Linked DNA regions of Homo sapiens: region 2 is linked to region 1. Evidence: read pairs that join two places in POLR2A ChIA-PET (ENCODE). Cell type or tissue: PC-3. All regions are shown on one strand. Each heading gives the region's core, and the rest is flanking DNA. Links, peaks and the distances in the headings are about the cores only. Region 1 holds the start of LINC02050 (long intergenic non-protein coding RNA 2050). Region 2 overlaps GBE1 (1,4-alpha-glucan branching enzyme 1).

Evidence for each region. Peaks named below come from ENCODE experiments on the same cell type or tissue, not always from the same donor. Only the 100,000 strongest peaks of a DNase experiment are listed, where the experiment ranks them.
Region 2: POLR2A ChIA-PET joins it to region 1 with 5 read pairs; 2 of 35 experiments call an interaction of 5 or more read pairs at or near these places.

The regions. Positions count from the first base shown.
Region 1 is chr3:80,762,711-80,771,105 of GRCh38, forward strand. LINC02050 (long intergenic non-protein coding RNA 2050) reads left to right here and starts at 2,187. Exons shown (of 3, transcript NR_147144.1): 1 at 2,187-2,377. It overlaps LOC105377177 (a long non-coding RNA gene), which reads right to left and starts at 7,638. Exons shown (of 4, transcript XR_940994.3): 1 at 7,049-7,638. RefSeq lists an enhancer at 7,828-8,380. In PC-3, for the core only: a CTCF peak has its summit at 5,087 (motif pointing right); no DNase peak of the experiment used is centred there; H3K4me3 peaks cover 1,916 bases.
Region 2 is chr3:81,521,995-81,524,494 of GRCh38, forward strand. The region is part of intron 14 of GBE1 (1,4-alpha-glucan branching enzyme 1); the gene reads right to left. Among named protein-coding and RNA genes, the nearest start is that of GBE1, 240 kb to the right of the region's middle. In PC-3, for the core only: no CTCF peak of the experiment used is centred there; no DNase peak of the experiment used is centred there.

The DNA of each region.
Region 1 (8,395 bases), core at 3,255-5,754:
TAAAAAAGTAATTAATTTTTTTCACATTTAACATATAGATTGACAGCTGTATATACATCTACTATAAGATAAACATCACTAGGGCAGAATGCTGTTCGAGATATATCAGCAGGCATATACAATACTCAATATGACCAAATGAAGGAAAAAACCAGACGTATGCATATTATAGGTATTGCCATAACATTTTTTCTGGTAATGCACGGACAAAGAGTTTCCAGACTATTGATATATGATATAGAGCTCATGGTACATATTCTTTATTACAAAGTTATTTGAAAAATAAAAAACAAACAGTTCTACTAGCAAAGATAAAATCTCTTAGAAATGGTAAACAAAAAAGATTTATTGTCATTGTATGATAAATCTTAAGAGAAAACCTTAAATTATTTTTTTGTTCAGAGACTCTTTGTGTTCTTTCTAATAGCTGTAAAACACTAGGAAGTTTTCACTGTAATAGCAATCAATGTGGAAAAAAAAAGAACGTATACTGCATTTGATTTAGAAACAGATCATTATTCTTCATGTTGCGTTGTATCACACAAGCTTTCTGTATAATTCATAGCCAAAATTATTATGTTGTAGAGTTACTGGTGCTTTTCAACTTACTATGCTTTAATGCTTACTTTATAAACATGAAATTAAAAAATTATATATCAATTTTTTGCCATTTCTTTTCTGTTCGAAGTCATTCTTTTTGTCAGCACATACAGAATAGATTACTATGTTAAAGTACTAAAAGGTGGACCTACTGCTGGAAAACAAGAGCAAAGGGGATGGATATTAAATATTTTTTAAAAACAGTATTTTTTTAAAAAAAGATAAGTTTACAAAATTTAAAAAATATCGACAAAGAAACATTTAAAAAATCAACTCAGTGAGAGATATTGTCAACCTTTTGATATGCAATTTTAAAATATTTTATGTGTATGTATAATTATGTGAATACACACACAAATATATACACACACAGAAACACACACTCATATATTAAAAAGTGTGGGATTACCATGTACATTTGGCTTAATGACTAGCTTTAATAAGCATTTCTGCAGATTACCCAATATTCTAACATATAATTTGTGGAATGCTTCTGATTAATATATATTTAAAAATTAATTCTTTGTAATCAATGTTTAAAGTGTTTCATATTAATCACTGTTGTAGCAATATGTAAACATGTGGTGTTTGTTTTTTTTGTCCTTGCGATAGTTTGCTGAGAATGATGGTTTCCAGCTTCATCCATGTCCCTGCAAAGGACATGAACTCATCCTTTTTTATGGCTGCATAGTATTCCATGGTGTGTATGTGCCACATTTTCTTTATCCAGTCTATCATTGATGGGCATTTGGGTTGGTTCCAAGTCTTTGCTATTAGGAACAGTGCCACAGTAAACATACATGTGCATGTGTCTTTATATTAGCATGCTTTATAATCCTTTGGGTACATACCCAGTAATGGGATTGCTGGGTCAAATGGTATTTCTGGTTCTAGATCCTTGAGGAATCACCACAACGTCTTCCACAATGGTTGAACTAATTTACACCCACCAACAGTGTAAAAGCATGCTATTTCTTCAATACTTCTCCAGCACCTGTTGTTTCCTGACTTTTTAATGATCGCCTTTCTAACTGTCATGAGATGGTATTTGATTGTGGTTTTGATTTGCTTTTCTCTAATGACCAGTGATGATGAGCTCTTTTTCATATGTTTGTTCACCACATAAAACTCTTCTTTTGAGAAGCGTCTGTTTATATCTTTCACCCACTTTTTGAGGGGTTTTTTTTTTCTTGTAAATTTGTTTAAGTTTTTTGCAGATTCTGGATATTAGCCCTTTGTGAGATAGATAGATTGTAAAAATTTTCTCCCATTCTATAGGTTGCCTGTTCACTCTGATGATAGCTTCTTTTGCTGTGCAGAAGCTCTTTAGTTTAATTAGATCCCATTTGTCAATTTTGGCTTTCGTTGCCATTGCTTTTGGTGTTTTAGTCATGAAGTCTTTACCCATTCCTATGCCCTGAATGGTATTGCCTAGGTTTTCTTTAGCTTTCTGTGGCAGAGTCCAGGTTTTTTATGGCCTCAGAATGGGGGAGTGTGTGCTGATTGGTCCATGGGCAGGCCTGAACAAAAGCACCATTTGATTGGCTAAAAGGCACTGAGAAAGTTCTCACTCTGGTCATGAACTCCACCCAGAACTGGCCGCTCAGTTTTCAGGTTTTAAACTGCCGTTGACTTGAAGGTTGAGTTTCACTGGGGACCTACCTCTATCTGCCTAGTAATCTGTGTCTCCTGTAGCTATCATCATCACTGATTTTCTACGTACAGATTTCAATTCCAAACAAAAATATATGAGAACGTTCATTTCTCCATACAACTGGTAAGAGAAAACATTAGTTTTTTTGTTTTTCAATGGCAAAACAATTAAGCATTGCTTTTATTTTAATTTTCAAATACTAGTAAGATCATATATTTCACCCTGTTATTTATTGTGCAATTTTGCTCAGTTTTAGAGTGTTAATTTTATATATTTTATTCATTAAATCTTTTTTTAAGAAATATATCAGTAATTCGCCTATCATATATATTTAAAACTATTTTAACCGTATGTTTCTCTCTCTTTTCTGCTGTACAAAAGTTTTGAAATTCATATAATCAAATATGCCACATTATTTTTCATGGGGCTTACATATGGAATCATACTTACAAAAGCCTTTATTTCAGAATTATGTAAGTAATTATCCATAAATCTTTAAGCAATTTTACTGTTTCATATGTTATAATAAAGTGCTAATGCTTTGAAAACTTAATTTGATTCATTGGTTAAAATCAGGAGCTGATTTCATCTGCATTCAAAAACATCATATTCAATACTGTTTTGTTTCTCACTCAAATACATTTTATTATTCTTTCCTGATTCATTTGAAATTTCAACTCTATTTGTGGTCTCAACTATATAAGAATATATATAGTTTCTGGCATTAATACACTGTTGCACTTATCTTACTATCTTTTCCTGTATCTACAGTATATTTTAATTTATACAGTTATAATTTAGGATATTTTTGAATGATTACCTAACATGCAACATAAGAAAGATTTAATTTTCATCTAATTTTCTCATCTCTCCTTTTTCTTTCACCATTGTGAAAGTGAGAGGCTGAAGTTGAAAAGACTTAGGTGGATTAGATTAAGATCTCTCTTTGTGAGTATGCATGTGTGTGTGTTTGTATGTTGCAGTAGTAGCAGTAGTAGTAGTAGTTTTACTGAATCACTATGATAAAGCTTCTAAATACCTCACCATTCCATCTAAAATTGTACTATGTTCCAAGTGCTCTTACTCATTTAAAGATTTTTTTATTTGGAATTATGAAGTTCATGCGTAGTGAACTTCATAAAAACACTAGAGCCTTCAAGGAGACAAAATTTTGCTTTCCATTTACAGTTTCCAATAGTACTTGGCTAAAAATTACTACATCAGATGCTACTGAGTTTTGGACATAATTTTAAAAGCATTTAAAATTCATTAAGAGCAATAAAAGCAAATATATATTTCATATACATATATATATCTCCATACTTCTTTTTCTACATCAGAATTATTTCTCCCAGAGACAGATGTATAAATAAATAAAATTATTAATTATTAATTTAATTATAAATTAGTAATTTATAATAAATTATATTACTTTATTATAAATTAATAAATTATAAATAAAATATAAAGGTTGGGGTACTGGACAAATTAGTTTGGTAAAAACATACCTAGAGTTATATACATAGAATTTGCAGTCAAATTAGCAGCTAGTACTGTTAAAAAATAACTATTTTGAGAGTAAAAATAATTAAGGAATCTGAGTAAAATACAGAGTAGAACCTACAGATATTTTGACCAAATAAATGACTAGATGCATAGCTATTTATAAAATAATCTGTAAAATCAGAGTTAAAATTTTAGATTCTTACACCAGTAAATATAGTGAAAGTGCTAGCTTTGTAATCTCATACATAAACAAAAAGAAAAACCTCAGATAATTTGTATTTGGCTCTTAGTTGTGGTTTTTGTTTTGGCATATTTAAAATGAATATTTCTAGTGCTCTGAATAGGCACTTCCAATATAATAAAGAAGGACTAAAAAGAGATAACTCATTAGACATTAGAAATGTACCTATTCTGTCCTTACTCCTGCTCACCATCTCAATTTGTCTAACCGCATTATGAGAAAGAATGTTTATCACCTAAATAAAGGCAAAGTTCTTAATACAGCTAAATTGCATTATCTCCAAATTTTCATTAAAATGTTTAAGAGCTGCCAACTGGGATAAAACAGTAGAGAAATTTAAAAAGAAAAAAAAAGATTGGGGGAGGTAAAGAGTAAAATGCGTATCAAATAAGTAATTTTGCACAGACTGTATTAGTTCATTATATGAAAATCAACAGGCCTTTTATCTGCAAGGTGTATCCTTAGAAAACTGATTCAACTTTATTTACGTATCTAATTGTAGACTAAATAGGCACACCTATTTAAAACAATCAGTGAAATACTAAATAAATATTTCAGACCCAGATTTTTCAAAGCATGCAACCAGGAGAAAATAAAAAGCCAAAATGAGTAATGATCAATGTGGTATCAGAATAAAGTGTACAGGCATAACTTCTTTCCACATATGATAAAATAATTTCAAAGAATCACTTTGAAAAATGTAGGTAGCATTTGATTATTCTGCAGGCTGCAAACACTGACTAGAATTTACCCAGATATTTATTCAACAGCCTATGGTTTGTGCACTAATCTGTGAAATTTCATATTGAGTTTGCAGTTTTGTTAACTTCATGTGTCTTTTTTATTTTTATAAAGTCCATCCAGCCAAGGAAAACTACAGCTGATGAAGGGAAAGTCGGTGTGATAGTAACACCTTTGCACATATCCACATTTTAAGGGGTGAAAAAGTTCGTCATGAAAATAGTAAAACTTCATTCCCATTACCTCTGAAGAAAATTATTTCAGAAGCATTAAAAAAATCATGCTGGTTTCTTTTCCTGAAGTGATCTGAAAATTTAAAAACATCAACAGAGGGCACTAACAGGCTGTTCTGGAAAGCCTTTCATTTCATTGCCTGTAACAATGAAACCTAGCTGGAAAGGCAGTGTTTTTTAGCTGCGTGTAGTTGCAGACGTGACATTGGGACAAAAAAATACAAATTAAAATCATATGTACTGTCTTTGGGCAGAAAGATAAATTCATAAACTTAACTCATTAAAATATCACTTGCTTTCTCTATATCAAACTCTCTCTAACTGTATATATTCTCTAACACACCTAATTTTTCTGCCTGTTGTTTCAAATATAATTTATTTCAAGCTCTAGACCTCATTGCATATCACTAAACTCAACCCAAGAGAATATTTAGTCATGCAGTCAACTCTGGGTGATCTCCATTGTTGGAGGTATATAGGAATAGTCCCCCAAAAAGTACTCTCTACAAATAATAATTGTTCTTGGCATCCTTTTCCTATATTTTGCTTTTGGGGTCATTTCTCATATTCAGCCAAATAAGATCAAAGAAAAAAATCTATGGTAATACTCAAACAATTAGTAAAGGCAATACAGAAATGGTTTAAACATTTTGGAATAGGAGCAAACTAATGATAGATTACTCTACAGGATGTAATTTCAGGAGCTTTGAGTAAGGCTCACTTTTTCTTAACAAAAGCAACCATCAAACAGCTCAGTCATGTCCTATATTCTGTCAGCATAGTTTTCTTCTATTACCTGAAAATTATATATTTAAGTAAATATTAATGGAAGAAACAATGCACTTTATCATTTACTTTTACCCATCTCCACCTAAGTTTATCTCATCCCTTCTAAACAGCAGTAGCCTATGTTAAGGAAAGAATACTGTATAGAAAATTCTTAAGTGCCTTATGAAGGAAGGGGTGGAGGTGGAAAGGAAAGATCATTTATGAAGAAAAAATTTGGTTCGATAAGAGGCATGAGGCTGTATACAATCTTTTAATACTAGTTATCTTTACTTAAGGCAGGTCCTGGAGATAAGAAACAGAAATAAAATATTTTATAGCAGGTATCCTAATTAGAAAATCCTTAGCATTTATTAAACAGAAATATAGTATGTACTTATGATGCACTCACAATAAGATCCGGACTACAATAATAAAAAAGACAGGGTTCATGTCAATAATTAGCTCAGATTTTATTCACTGACACAGCCATTCAAACAAATAATAATAATCATATTATGTATGGTGAATGTAATGAAGCACAGAATAAGAAGTGATTAATGCTGCCTGGGAGCACTAAGGATTTTTAAAGAGAAAGTTATATTTGAAATTAGAGATTGGAGGATATGTAGGAGAACAGCACATAAAACATTGAGGTTCACACTGAGAATAGGAGAAAGAATCTGTTTTGCCAGCCATGTCATAGGACTTATAATTTTTAAGAAACAGATAATTGGTTTTGGGGTGCTGTGGGAAGAAAGGCTGAAAAATAATTTAAATATTGTGATAGTTGGTTTTTATCCTGTGGATGATAAACAGCAAATAACAGAATAGAGAGGTTAGCAACAAGAAAACTAGATACGGAGCTGGTGAAACAGTACCCACTGAAGATAATACAGGTCTGGAAAAAAATGAGTGTCAGCCATAATAGAAACATGTATGTGGTGTGAATCTAATGCAAATGTTTTCACTTTTCTGTAAATTTCTGAATATCTGGTAGAACAGACCTAGCAACAACTTATTTACATGGGAAATTAGGTAGCTCCTGAGAAATATATAGGCCATGTTAATTATTGGGATTCAAAGTTATATGATAATGTCTGATGAACTGGTAAGACAAGATTAAAAACAATTTATATACAGGGAGGTATAAGTGTCTCAACAACAACAACAAATCCATTCTAGAAGAAGGAAGTGACAATACCCAATCCTTAGCTATTCCCCAAACGAAACACAATTTGGTTCATATTTGAATTCAACGAAGTAAAGCTACTGGTCTTGGTGGTAAAACAGAAAAAGTTCTCTTACCCTCCTCGCAGGGCGTACGATGGAGGTGTGGCTCGCTTCTTCAGTGCCCCACTGGTCAAGACCCTTAGCCAGAGCAGGCAAACAGGCAAGTCATGGGGACCATGGGCGCGGACCCATGCAGCCTCTCGGGGTGAATGTTTACACCTCCTGAGGCCCCAGTGGGCGTGTGTTACAGGATGCTTTTTCAGCTTAGCTGTCCGCAGGTGGCTTGTGTTAATCAGCTCAATTAGACCCTCTGCCTTATCACAAGGACAGACGGCTTTCTGTATCCCAGGTTCTTGCTTTAGTGCACGGGAAAAATTGGATCACATGTGGGCTTGGAGATCGAGTGCTAGGTTTTTTATTGAGTTGTGGTAGCTCTCAGCGAGGTGGATGGGGAGATCAGAAGGGGAATGGAGTGGGAAGGTGGTTTTCCCCTATAGTGGGGCTGCCCAGCAGCCAAATTCTTCTCTGACCTCCCAGGCCAAACTCCACGTCGTTCCGCTGGTCGACACCAGTGCCTGTCGCTGTGCTCTTCCGCTCCTCTCGACATCCAGCTGCCTGTGTGCTCTTCTACCAGTGTGTTCCTCTCACTGTCCCGCAGCTCGTGTGTTCTTTCTCCGGTGCGCTCCTCTCAACGTACGTGCGCTCCTCTCAACGTACGTGCGCTCCTCTCAACGTACGTGCGCTCCTCTCAACGTACGTGCGCTCCTCTCAACGTACGTGCGCTCCTCTCAACGTACGTGCGCTCCTCTCAACGTACGTGCGCTCCTCTCAACGTACGTGCGCTCCTCTCAACGTACGTGCGCTCCTCTCAACGTACGTGCGCTCCTCTCAACGTACGTGCGCTCCTCTCAACGTACGTGCGCTCCTCTCAACGTGCGCTCCTCTTAACGTGCGTCTGCACAGCTGCTTGTGTGGCACAGCTGCTTGTGTGTTCTTCCGCCAATGTGTGCAACTGCTTGTGTGTTCTTCCGCCAATGTGTTCCTCTCGACGTCCAGCCACTTCTGTGCCTGCCTGCCTGTCTTGGGGTTTTTACAGGCACAGGATAGGGGACGTGGCAGGCCAGGTGGTCTTGGAAAATGCAAACTTGGGCATGAAAACAGGAGCGCTTGTCCTCCCCTATATGCGTGTGCACAGGACCTGAGGTGAAGCCCTAGCCAGGGACCTGCCCTTCTCTACCCAGCGCTTTCCTTCTCTCATCCCGAGTCAGTACTGTGAGTATTAGAAAACAAAAATTTGTTTTGTTTAAAACTCTATAAAATAACAATATTACAGTCTCTATTAAAGCAGTGCAAAGTATTCTCTTCTGTTTGTCATTGGACACAGTCCATTTTTAGCAGGCTGGAGGATTTTAGTGCATTGAT
Region 2 (2,500 bases), core at 1-2,500, 760 kb after region 1:
GTCATACTTGCCAGACCGTATCTAGAATACTCTGCTGTTAGTGTAGGAGGAATGTGAACAATGCTGGGTGCATTTTAATAAGGGAGATGCAATGGTAAGAGGTCTGGAAAGTATCATGAGAATCGATTTAAGAAACTAGCCATATCTGGTCTGGAAGAGGAAAAAGCAGGGAGAGGTGGTAATCTAAGAAGCATGTTAAATGCCTTTCTGATTTGAATAGCTGGCACATAGAACAGGTGTTAGCCTCAGAGTACAGAACTAATGCGTTGATTTTAAGATAACATTTTTATTTATTAAAAAACAATACTGTTTATCTTGTGAAACAGTGATATTCTTAGCACTGCAAAGTATTCGAATAACAGGTGATTATTTGTAAGAAATTTCTAGATGGGACTTCTGCACTGAACTGGGAGGGTGGAGCAGAGTACCTCACAAAAGGAAGATGTTGTGATTTCAGTCTCAGAGTTATGGCTGGTGTTATTAAAATATACTTAATTAGAAGGTGCGTTGTAAATTATGTTGGAAATGCTCTCCTGCTCCCTTCCTGCCCCCCCCAAATTTAAAATATATAAAGTAAAAAACATGATACAATTCTCCCATTACCTATTTAGACCATTACATCTTCAATACTTTGTGAGTATTCAAAGAGAATTATTAAAATGCAAATATTCTCAGAAAAAGCAATAATGTATGTGAATTTACTACTTGTTAACAGAAAGACATGGAAGAGATGGGTGGTAAGAATAATTAAAGTCCAAGTGGGCACAAATCTGTAACAGGCAAAATGTGGGAAATAGGTCAACAATATTTCTTCATGGTTCTCTTGGAGACCAATTAGATGACTGAGGATTCAACTATAATTTCTATAAAGAGACGACTCAGTTTTCCAATGTCTGTATCATTGCAACTTATAACTAGTATAGCTTCCAGAAGAGGTGACTAATGTAAAAACATTGAGTATTTATTTATTAAAATAGAAAATTTTCATGTAAAAATTACCTATAGACATTTAAGCAGATAACTAAATTTCAGAAGACCCAATTTGTGTCAAGATTTTCAAAACCGAACCAGGCTTTCATATACAGTGTAATTCTGTGTCAGTATATATAAACTAACATTTGGGGGTCTTGCTGACTTATGGGGGTCACAGTAATACACTATGCTATATAATATATATAATACATATATTATTATGTATGCTTTCATAATATTCAATATTTGTTAAAGTTAATATATTAATATATTTTAGATAGATCCTTATAGCTTGACCCAGGATTTTTCTCCTAAATATCATCATGGAAAATTCTATACATTTCCATTTGTTGACAATGATAAAATGATTTTTTAATTTAAATTTAAAATTGTTATGGGTATATAGTAGGTATATATGTTTATGGGGTACCTGAGATATTTTGATACAGGATACAATATGTAATAATCACATCAGGGTAAATAGAGTATCCATCATCTCAAGCATTTATCCTTTTTTTGTGTTACAAACATTCCTATTACACTTTTAGTTATTTTAAAATGTAGAATAAATTACTGTTGACTGCAGTCACCCTGTTGTGCTATCAAATATTAGGTCTTATTCATTCTATCAAACTATGCTTTTGTAGCCATTAAGCATTCCATTTCCCTCTCACTACCCCACTACCCTTCTCCAGCCTCTGGTAACCATCCTTCTACTCTCTTATCTCCATGAGATCAACTGTTTTAATTTTTAGCTTCCATAAATGAGTGAAAACATGCAAAGTTAGTTTTTCTATTCCTGGCTTATTTCACTGAACATAATGACCTCCAGTTCCATCCATATTGTTGCAAATAACAAGATCTCATTCCTTTTATGGCTGAATAGTATTCCGTTGTGTATATGTACTATATTTTCTTTGTTCATTCGTGTACTGATGGACACTTAGGCTGATTCCAAATCTTGGCTATAGTGAACAGTGCTACAATAAAAGAGGAGCGCAAATATCTGCTCCATATACTGATTTCTTTACTTTTGGGTGTATACCTAGCAGTGGGATTGCTGGATCATATGGTAGTTATATTTTTAGCTTTTCTGAGTAATCTCCATACTGTTCTCCATACTGGCTGTACTGATTGACAACCCCACCAACAGTGTATGAGGGTTCTACTTGCTCCACATCCTCACCAGGATCGTTACTGCCTGTCTTTTGGAAAAAAGTTATTTTAACTGGGGTGAGATTTCTCATTGTAGGTTTGATTTGCATTTCTTTTACAATCAGTGATGCTGAGCACCTTTCCATACACCTGTTTGTCATTTGTATGTCTTCTTGAGATGTATATTCAGATCTTCTGCCCATTTTTAAATAAGATTATTAAATTTTTTCCTATTGTTTGAGCTCCTTATGTATTCTAGTTATTAATCCTTTGCCAGATGGACAGTTTGCAAATATTTTTCCCATAATGTGGATTGTCTCTTCCCTGTTTCCTTTGTTGTGCAGAAGCTTTTTAACTTGCTCTCATCTCATTT